Linked DNA regions of Homo sapiens: region 1 is linked to region 2. A link is a loop called in an ENCODE intact Hi-C map of the cell type or tissue named here. Cell type or tissue: heart left ventricle. All regions are shown on one strand. Links, peaks and the distances in the headings refer to the core of each region. The heading gives the core; the rest is flanking DNA.

Evidence for each region. A loop is a pair of places that touch in the nucleus more often than their neighbours do. Peaks named below come from ENCODE experiments on the same cell type or tissue, not always from the same donor. Only the 100,000 strongest peaks of a DNase experiment are listed, where the experiment ranks them.
Region 1: it touches region 2 in a loop (8-fold over the local background); 2 of 110 quality-filtered maps call a loop at or near these places.

What each region holds. Positions count from the first base shown.
Region 1 is chr16:9,645,718-9,651,097 of GRCh38, reverse strand. No RefSeq gene overlaps it. Among named protein-coding and RNA genes, the nearest start is that of LINC01195, 190 kb to the right of the region's middle. In heart left ventricle, for the core only: a CTCF peak has its summit at 2,810 (motif pointing left); no DNase peak of the experiment used is centred there.
Region 2 is chr16:9,255,715-9,261,094 of GRCh38, reverse strand. No RefSeq gene overlaps it. Among named protein-coding and RNA genes, the nearest start is that of LINC02177, 97 kb to the left of the region's middle. RefSeq lists an enhancer at 2,309-2,603. In heart left ventricle, for the core only: CTCF peaks have their summits at 2,257, 2,457 (motif pointing left) and 4,805; a DNase peak (open chromatin) is centred at 2,455; H3K27me3 peaks cover 841 bases.

The DNA.
Region 1 (5,380 bases), core at 132-5,131, 390 kb before region 2:
AGTCAAACCATTTTTTTTTTTTTGGAGACGGAGTCTCACTCTGTCACCAGGCTGGAGTACAGTGGCACAACATCAGCTCACGGCAACCTGTGCCTCCCAGGTTCAAACGATTCTCCTGCCTCAGTCTCCTGAGTAGCTGGCACTGCAGGCACGCACCTCTATTTTTAGTAGAGATGGGGTTTCACCATGTTGGCCAGGATGGTCTCCAACTCTAGGCCTTGTGATCCACCTGCCTCGGCCTCCCAAAGGGCTGGGATTACAGGCTTGAGCCACCGCACCCGGCTGTCGAACCAGTTTTATCTGGTTTCTTTGTTCTTGGTGTGAACTCTGAATTGGGGGATTGACTTATCAAGACTCTTTGACCAAAAGCAATTAGAGGAATCACAGATTGCTGGTGCGCCACACTGCTGATGAGCAAGGGATCATACCTATCTCATGTACCTCTCCTGGACTGCAGACCATCTCCAGGTTTCTGCATCTAACTGAATCTTTTAACACCTCTTTGGGGCAGGTAATGGTGGCTCTGCTCTTCACCCTCTGGCAGGTCCTTAGAGAGCATCACCGTTACCCACTTATCTCACAAAGGAGTAAGCTGAGATACCCAGAGGTTAATGAACAACCAGGACCTCTTTAGAACTGCCAGTGGCTGGAGTCAGTCTGGGTTGCAATGACCTACTTACATTTTGCTGTGAGAATCACCTTTTTTTTTTTCCCACAGACTATGTGTCATGCATGGGCAGTCACTTTCTTTTACATAAAAAACAAGAAAAATAGTGTGAGGTACTTTTTTCCTGCTACCTGACATGGCTTTTAGACTGAGCAGTCCTGCTGTCATTTTTTCATATCTCCTTGCACATATTTGGAACATAGAATTATCATTATCTCTTTGCATATTGATCTTCTCTGGAAGACTGTGAGCACCCCAGAGAGAAGGTGAACTTTCCTAAAATCATCTTAGATTCCATGGTACAAGGTATACTTTGGCTACACCTTGGAATTGTATCTGAGTGGCTTGGCTTTAAAATGCATTGTAAAGAACTTTTTTTTCTGTCTCTTCTTGTCTAAGCCTTGAAATGTATTTTGAAACTCTTTCTTTGTTTTCCCACCAGGCACTCTCTTTCACAGTGCTTGCTTATCTAATGATGTGCTTGCTTAGAAATTCCAGGGGCTAATCTTAAACCAGACGGGAAGACCCAGCAGTGGAATTCTCCCCATTTAGAGATTACCTCAAAGTGATTAATCTATTATTACAACCCAAGCATTGTCAAGATGGCACCAGGCCTCACTCCAGGTGGACAATAATGCAAGATGGCCGTCGGAACAAGACACACAAGACTGCACCACACCTGCATGCTTTCCATGTAGATTTTCCCTTCTTAAATCCACTCCCTTGCCTAAAATATTGAGATGTTTTATTTGGGGCTTGAGTCCAACCATCTCCCAAGTGCTAGTGTTTGAATAAAGCTGCTTTCCTTTCACTGCACCTCACTTCTCACATTTTGGCTTTTGAGCAGTGAGCAGCTGGATTCGAACTTGGTTACAGAATCAACTGAGGAGCTTTAAAAAATACTGATGTCTGGCTTTTATCCCCAAATATTATGATTTAGTTGGCCTGGGATGTGGCTAAGAATCAGCAAATTTTAAAAGCTCCCAAATAACTTCAGTTGTTTTCCTCTCCATTTTTTATTGATATATAATAGTTGTATATATTTATGGAGTACTTGTGATATTTTGATACCTGCATGCAATGTGTTATGATCAAAATAGGGTAATTAGGAATTCCATCACTTCAAACATTTATCATTTCTTTCTGCTGGGAACATTCCAAATCTTCTAGCTATTTTGAAATATACAATAAATTATTTACTATAGTCATCCTGCTGTGCTATCAAACATCAGAACTTATGTCTTCTATCTAACTTTATTTTTGTACCCATTAACCAATTTCTCTTCATCCCTCCTGTCTTGTTTACTTCCTAGTCTTTGGTAACCATAATTCTACTCTCTACCTCCATGAGATCAACCTTTTAAGCTCCCATGTATAAGTGAGAACATATGCTATTCGTCTCTCTGGGCCTGGCTTATTTCACTCAACATAATGACCTCTGGTTTCATCCATATTGCTGCAGATGACAGGGTTGCATTCTTTCAATGGCTGAGTCGTATTCCATTCCATACATATGTTATATTTTCTTCATCCATTCATCCATTGATGGACACTTAGGTTGATTCCATACCTTGGTTACTGTGAATAGTGCTGTAATAAACATCAGAGTGTGGATATCACTTTGATATGCTGATTTCCTTCCTTTTGGATATTGACCCAGCAATGGGATTCCTGGATCAAATCATATATCTATTTCTAGTTTTTTGAGGAACCTCCACACTATTTTCCATAGCAGTTGCACTAATTTACATTCCTACCAACAGTGTACTGCGTTCCCCAGGTAACTTTGACATTCACTCAGCCAAGGTTGAGAACCACTGCCCTAGCATCTAGCATCCAGGGTTTGTAGTAGTGGTGACAGCAGCCGCTAACATTTATTGATCTTTTATAATGTGGCTCAGGCACTGAGCTTTGCAATTTGTATGCATTGTTTCATTCAGTTATGCAACCATTTTAAAAGACAGCAACTATTGTTACCCTGATTTTGCACTGTAGGAAAATAAAATCTAAAGAGGTTGAGTAATTTACTCAAAGTTACCTAGCTAGGAAATGACAGAGACTGGCTGTCAGCTTCCTTGAAATCGGGACACTTTTCCCAACACCATTATGCAATGTTGCATTCACCATGCTCTCTGCCTCCCTCTATTGGTGTATAGCAGATGTTCCATAAGCCGTTATTGAATAAATAAATGGAACTGTCAAAATCTATCCTTGACACTTCACGTAGGTCACTCGAGTTCCCTTAGGCGTCTCCTTAGCTACCATAATAAGCTGAACACCACTCCCTCTTGTCCCATCTCACACTTCCTGCCCAGGGCTGTTCAGATATGGCTGGGAATCCTCAGGGCTGATGACCCATGAACAAGTGTACTCCCAGCCAGGGATCCCCACCTGGGTGGTGCTCCCAGAACACCACCACAGTCCTTGCTTGCCCAGTGGTCTGTAGGGAAGTGAGACCCGATCGGGGCACCAGAGGAGAGAATGCCTTGAGCCCATTTATGTGACGTTGTTAATGAAGTACTACCCAAACTTTAATATGAACACAGATTACCTGGGGGTTTTGCTTGATTGGATATTCTGATTCATCAGGCCTGGGGTAGCACCTGAGGTTCTGCACCACTAGCTGAGGCCAATGCTGCTTGCCTGCAGACCCCACTTTTAGAAGCAAGATGTTGGAGGGGTGTCAAGGCAGTAGAGCTTGTCAGCTTATCTGAGCATTTCAATTCTTTCTACTCAGAGACCTCCTTTCTACCTATGATTAAGGCATCTGTGGACCTTGCCGTATCACTCCAGCAGACATGAAGAGGCAGGACTGAATTCCACCTTCATCTCAGCCTTGATTGTTGCTGCACACATATGTAAAACAAAATATAAACTCACCCCCAAATACCACTTATTATTAACCTCTGTCTGCAAGGTCTAGCACTGCAGCTGATACATGATAAGTGTTCAGGAAATATGCAATGAATTCAATTCAATTAAAAATCACCTGTGAGTTTTTACTGCATTTGACATCAGCTCAAGACAAGAATTGCCTTGGGTAACTCTCAAATAAAATAGTATTCCTGAGTTCACTGAAAGGTGGGCAATTCTATGAACTCTGAGAAACTTGTTTGTTCTAATGTCACTGAAATATAGGGATTTTGATGGATTGTTGATTAGGCACAAAAAAATAGCATGAATTATTTTTGGTATTGTTAGTGATTATATGTGCTTCTATGCCATATAAGTTAATTGTATATTCTATGTATTAGTTAAGCACCTAATTAATCTTATAAATATTTATTGAATAATTAACATGCACTGGGTAATACTTCAGTGCTATAGATACAGTGATAACAAGACAGCTAAGTTCTCTGTCTTCATGGAGCTTACATTTTAGTAGAATACAGATAATATGAGGAAAATATATGAATAAAGAAGATGCTTTTAGAAGGCTATAAGGATATGAAGATAATAAAGCAAGGATATTGATGGAAGTTTTCTTTAGTTATCAGAGTAGGTAAAGTTTTACCTGGGGAGGTAAAATTTGAGCCAAGATCAGAATAAAAAGAAGGGACCAGCCATGAGGAATACCCTAAAAAGAAGAAATGATTAATAAAATTAAACGTTAGAAGCCATAAGAAGGGAGTGTGCTCAGTGAGTTATGGAATAGAAAGAAAGCCAGTGTGGTTACAGCGTGGGTAGAGAGGAATGTATGGCTTTGTAGATCATGCTGAGAAATTTGGGCTTATATTGTGTGTAATGCGCACCTGTTAAAAGATGCTAAGCATGGGGTAGCATGATCTGAGTTGTATTTTTAGAAATTATTCTGTGGTCCCAGCTACTCGGGAGGCTGAGGCAGGAGAATGGCATGAACCTGGGAGGCGGAGCTTGAAGTGAGCCGAGATCGTACCACCGCACTCCAGCTGGGAGACAGCGAGACTCTGTCTCAAAAAAGAAAGAAAGAAAGAAAGAAATTATTCTCTCTGCTGTGTCAAGAATGGATTATTGAGCAACAAGAATAGAAGCAAGGAGACCAATTAGGAGGCTCTTAAGGTCATCCAGGCGAGAGATGATGGAAGGTTAGCCTAGGATGACACCAACATTTATGGAGAAAAGTGCACAGATGTAATGGTTTAGGGAAAGGAACCAAGCCCCCTTTAGAAATTGGATGAAGGGCATACAGGTTTGAATGATATAAAGATATTAAGAATGGATTTGGGAGAATTTAATAAAAGCAACTGAGTGGATGGAGGTGCCATTCTGACCTGGAGAGGACAAAACTGAGTTGGGGTTGTTTCGGAGCACGGTAGATTTGAGATGCCTTCTACACACCCTACTGGTGATGTTGATTAGGCAGGCAGAGTTATGATTCTGGCGGTCAGGGGACTGGTGAGTGCAGGGGACATAGATTTGGATGCCTTCAGTGAGTAGATGATATTTGAAACCACACATATAAATAGGACCACCTTGGAACAATGTTCAGAGATAAGAAAGCCCAGGACTGTGCCCTGGGTACATCCACCTCAGAGAGGCCAAGGAGAGAGGGCAGAGGTGGCAAAGAGGAAGCCAGAGAGTTGGAGGAGAACAGTCAAAAAATTCAGCATCTCAGAACCAAGAGAAGTGTGCTGAAAAGCAGGGAGGGATTAATCAGAGATGATACCTCTCTGAAGGTGATTAAAAAAAACATATAAAGTCATCCATTAAATTTGGTGCTGAAATCCTTCTGTA
Region 2 (5,380 bases), core at 142-5,141:
CCTCTGCATTGTAACACAGTTTCCCAGTGGTTCCTTTGCACGTGAAAGTTTGAGAAGCATGGATGTAAATAGCATCTGGCCTGAAATGGGATTCCAGAAACAGCTGGAAGCACAGGGGAGGTGGAATCCAGCCCCCAGCATGATAACCCGGACAAGGACTCTGGGGAGAAGAGAGATTCATTCATTTATTCCAATGGACTATAATGACCTTCCCTGTGTGCTGGGCATTGTGCCAAGTGCTACAGAAATAGGAGGCAGGCACCTGGCCTCAAGGCCAATAAGACATGACAATAATAAAATGAAAGGCCAAGAGCTCTCACGATGAAGTTCTAGAGGTGCTTCTGAACGGGGGCCAGGTCAGCAACTCCAGCACCAGCTCCCTGAGAGCAAGGACCTCTCCCCAGCACACAACATGCCAGGCACCTGCCAGATTTCCATAAATGTTTGCTGAAAGAATGCCAAATTCGGTGGCACTGGAGGTGGACCTTCCAGGTGGGGAAAAATTACTATGGGCAGAAATGAGCCAGGACTTTGCAAATCGACAGACCCCCCAGGGCCAAACCAGGTTATGGTAAAGGCCAGGATGTGTGTGAGGGACCAAGTGCATGGTGCCATTTGGCTGGATCTAGATCTGGTCAGCACTCTTTCTCTGCACAGAGCCAGAGAGTAAACATTTCAGGCCTTGTGGGCCATGCAGTCTCTGTTGAAACAATTCGACTCTGCCCTGATACTGTGAAAGCAGACATAGACAATCAGTAAACACATGGGTGGCTGGATTCCAATCAAACTATCTACAAAAGCAGGCTGCAAACCAGATTTGGCCCGAAGGCCCCTGATCTAGAATAAGAGAGGAAAAAGCTGGAGATGAAGCCGCAAAGGTAACTTGGAGGTCGTTAGGAGATCACAGAAGGCCTTGGCTACCACGCAAGGGAGGGCAGACCTTGAATCAGCAGTGGGAAGCTCTATGTTGGACATTAAAGTGCAAGGGTCAGCTTGGAGGACTCCATCAGACAGAAATGTGTGAGATAAGATCAGGAGCTGGGGGAGGAGAAGTGGGGTCAGGGGGACCTTTAGGAGATTTGGGGTGGCTCCCAAAGTTCTAGACAACCAAGAGCCAGAGCAGCGGCACCCAAAGAGAAAAACTGGGGTGCAAGAGATGCTTTGGTGGCCAAGGTAGTGAGGGAAAAGGAGGGGTTGGTTGGAAACAGTGCATTTTCTGGTCACTGGGGTGATGAAGAGGATGCTGTAGGCAAAGACAGGGAAGCTGGCAGGATCTTGGGGAGTGAGGATCTGGATCTGGAAGCTCAGGGAAAGCATGTTGAGCCCAGCAAAATCCGAATCTGCGGCAGCATGAGGCCCCCCATCGACTCCCCATCGCCCCACCCTCCCACCCCAACACACCCAAGCGCAGAGGCATCTGGAGACAACATTTGGGAAAAGCAAGAGTAAAAGGTTAAAATGCAGGGCTGGACTGGCTGCTGTTGTTCCCAAAGATATGAATCTGAGAGACAGAGCTCACCCCAGGCTGGGGTGAATCCCTGCATTCGGGAGCCAGAAGGAGCTTCAGAGCAGCACTCCTCAAACCTCAATGTGTCGCAAACCCCCTAGAGAGGCTGTTAAGTAAGATTCTGCTGCAGCAGGCTGAACTAGAGGCCCAGACCTTGCAATTCCAACAAGAGCCCAGTGGTGCCGATGCTGCCAGCCCAGGACCACACTTTGAAAATCGAGACCATGAACTCATTCCTCTAACGTCTGTTGTCACCTAAACGAGGACAGTGAGGATCACTGTGCTACCATTTGGTTGAGTGACTAAAACACACTAGTCACTGGAGATACTGAGAAAATAGCAAAAGGAGCTAACATTTGAGCCCTTGCTATGAGCCAGACACCACCTAAGAAACCTCCATCTGTCACTCATCCATTCCTCGCAGGGGAAGGACCAGCCATGAGGCAGGCTTCACGAGTGCCCCCGTTCTCCAGACGATTTAATGGCCTCAGCACAAGGCAGCCACACTGCAGAGCTAGAACTCCATCGCTGCACTCAAAGAGGACAGCAACGGACCACCTAGGCAAGCTATGCGTCCTCCTAATCGAGGCAAGCTCTTCAACTACATTGGACTCAAGGCATCATGAACCTCCTAAGTGAAGTGGGCTGCAGGGATCACATATCTGCTAGCAGTAGGGACACCCACGGGGCCATGTGGCTAGGATGTTACCCATGGACAATTCTTTCGCTTTGCTTCTGAGACACTAAAGCACTAAGCCCTTAGACGAGACACTTCCACAGAGCCCATGTAATGCAAATAAATGCCCCCAAATAAAAGGGAAATAATCTGGTGCAGAATTTTGTAGCTGGTGCGTATTTGATGGGCATGATTTTCAGAAGTGGCTCCCAGCCCCTTTGTCAAGGTCCTGGGGTGCAGTTCCTGCCAGGTGTTGCGATACTACCACCTAGTGGCAATGTGGAGGTCTGCTGCGGAAGTCGAAGCGTCTAAACCCCCAAAACAACAGGGTAGGCTGCATTCTGTTAACACCAGTCTGGGCGGTGGCTGTTTTTAGCTGGGTCTCTCCTTCTGTGCCACTTTCATCATGGAAACTGGCTCTCTAGACCCAAAAAAAGCTGCGACGTGCTCTGCAAAAGCTGTTTGAGGGCCAATTTTAGCTGCATTTCTTGGAATTTGGGCTCCCAGGAGGAAGGAGGGATGTGCGGTTTCAGGAAGCTGTGCATCTTCTTCCTGGAGGCTGTTCTGGCCATGAGATCATGGATCCCTTTGGGTTCTGCACTGCACCCTGCAAAGGAGTATTTGGGTTTTATACATGGCAGCAACTGTGTCCTGGGAGAGTTTTCTTCATGTGGATCAAGAGCTTTCTTCATATGGATCATTTCATTGATGCTTACAAATAACCCTACAAAGACATTTAGAATGATGCCCATTTTACAGATGAGGAAATCAAGAGTTGGGAAAGTTAAGTGACTTGGCCAAGGTCATAGAGCTGGTACCTACCAGAGCCATGATTGCAACTCCAGAGTTTGTCCTCTACACCCAGAACCCAAACAAAGCATTAATCAAGAGTTCAAAGTCCCAGGTTCACCCACACTCTGCTGCCAATTCACTGTCTGACTTTGAGCAGGTCATTTAACCTCTCTGGGTCTCAGTCTCCTCGATGATAAAATGGGTGTGTTCCTCATAGATCCTGCTTCACAAGGTTATATGAGGATCCAAGAAGAAATCTGATATCCTTTGACTCAGTGGTTCTGTTTCCTGGCCTGGGGGACATCAGACTCCCAGAGTGTTCTACAGATTCCAGGAGATGGATGAGGATAGGCTCAGGATCGTGACACATGAAACTCTGCTCCATGAGCTGGGGACTGCCATTTGTTTGATTACCATTGTGCAAAGAGCTTAGTTAGCCCCTGGTAGGAAACTGAAGAGATGACCACCTACTATGTGTCAGGCCCTTATGCTGCGCATTGGATGTGCAAACGTAAGTGAGACATAGAGTTCATGGCCATGTGGCAGAGACTGACAGGTAGCCACGTGGACCCCTATACATTAAGGACTGTGACGGAATAAATATGGGGTGGAGGAGAGGGATATGGGATCACAGAAGGTCCCCGATCTAGCTTGACAGGATAGGCACCAGAGAAGCCTTCCTAGAAGATCTGACTCTAGTGGAGCCCACAAAGCTGTTAATCAGGTAAGAAAGGAAAGAAAAGAAGACTCTTGAGAGATCTGCAGGCCACGTGACATGCCAGTGCCCTGGAGGTCAACCTGACCCAAAGACAGAAGCTTTACCAGACTGCACCATCTCCAGAATCCTAGAAATCTCTCAAGTTCCTTCCCTTCCCGCTGCTTTCCAAAGCAACCAAGTCACTATTCACCTAATAACAAACAAACAACAACAACAACAAATTAGCCATTGTCCATGTCAGCCAAGGTCCAATTTCATGCCTTAAGATTTTGGACAGGTCATTGGAAGGCTATCCATCCCTGCTGCCACCATGCCAAGCCTCAAAATGCTAAATTAAATATAGGTAAAATGACAGGCTCACTTTTCCTATCTTTTACCTTGCTTGCAGATGGCTGTCACCTAGTCGGGGACCTGCAGGTACAACTGTTTAATATCTCACTGTTTCTTCACTGATACAATGTTGTCCTCCAGGAAATAGCCAGCAATGTCTGGAGACATGTTTGGTTGTCATAACCAGGGGGTGAGAGAGATGTTGCTACAGGCATCTGGTGGGTAGAGGCCAAGGACACTGCTCAACATCCCACAGTGCGCAGAACAGCCCCTACCACAAAGAACGATGTGGCCCAAGACACCACTAGTCCAGAGGTGGTAAAACCCTGTTGCATCCTGTTGAGCTGACCATGGAGGGCACTAAAGGAAGCCATTAGGCCACTGATGAGCATTCAGAGCCCTCCTGGATAGAGATGGAGGGAAAGGGGATGTGAAGTTTTCTATCTGACTTTATTTTTACCATATTGCATTATTCATCCATGTGGTTTTCAGTATTTTACCCCATCACTGACCATCAACACTGCCCCAATTCCTGGGAAAAATCAGATGGTACCTCAGCCCTTTCCTATTCTCCATTCATTCCACCCACGTGGACTGAGCACCTAATGCATGCCAGGCACACGATGGTGCTTAAGGCATAGCCTCTGCTCTCAGAAGCATTCAGTCTCCTGCAGAAGGCAAGTTTGGCCCCTTATGTGACTGGAGAAATAGGACACCAGGTGCCACGACTCCAGGGGCGCCACCTCTCACCTTGTAGTCTATGGGAATGGCGCCCCTGGAGGACGGCTTCAGAAAAGCAGGTGAAGTTGCCTCTGGGGTTGACCAATGTGGCAGCCTCTGAAATGCTAGAAAACAGGAAAAGGCAGATCAGTGGGGAGGGGGAGCTTTAGCTGTGCCTTAAAGGCAATGGAGGAGGACAAGGAACAGACAGGGAATAATATGGACAGATAGTGGAATGAACGGACATATGTCTAATACATACCAACAAGAGTGTCAGATACAAAACCACTACAATAGACGTTGCAATACCACTTTACAATATAAAGCTCACTCAAGACTTAATAATGTGCTAGGGGCCTTCACGAATTATCTTCCTTTGCCCACACATTAACCCTGGAAACAGATATTATTATCATCTGCAAATTGCAGATAAGGAAGGTGAGGCTTCATAATTACATATTTTACTCAAAGCTGCCCAATTCCAAGGTGGCAGAGCTGAAACTGGATTGTGAATGTTGATCATATGAACTTCATCATTCTTGTCACACCCAACTAAAAAAGAGTTGAAAAGTCAGGGGGGAAAATGCACTCAGGACACATAATATTGCTGCAAGAATGTTATTCTCTGCAAGTCCAG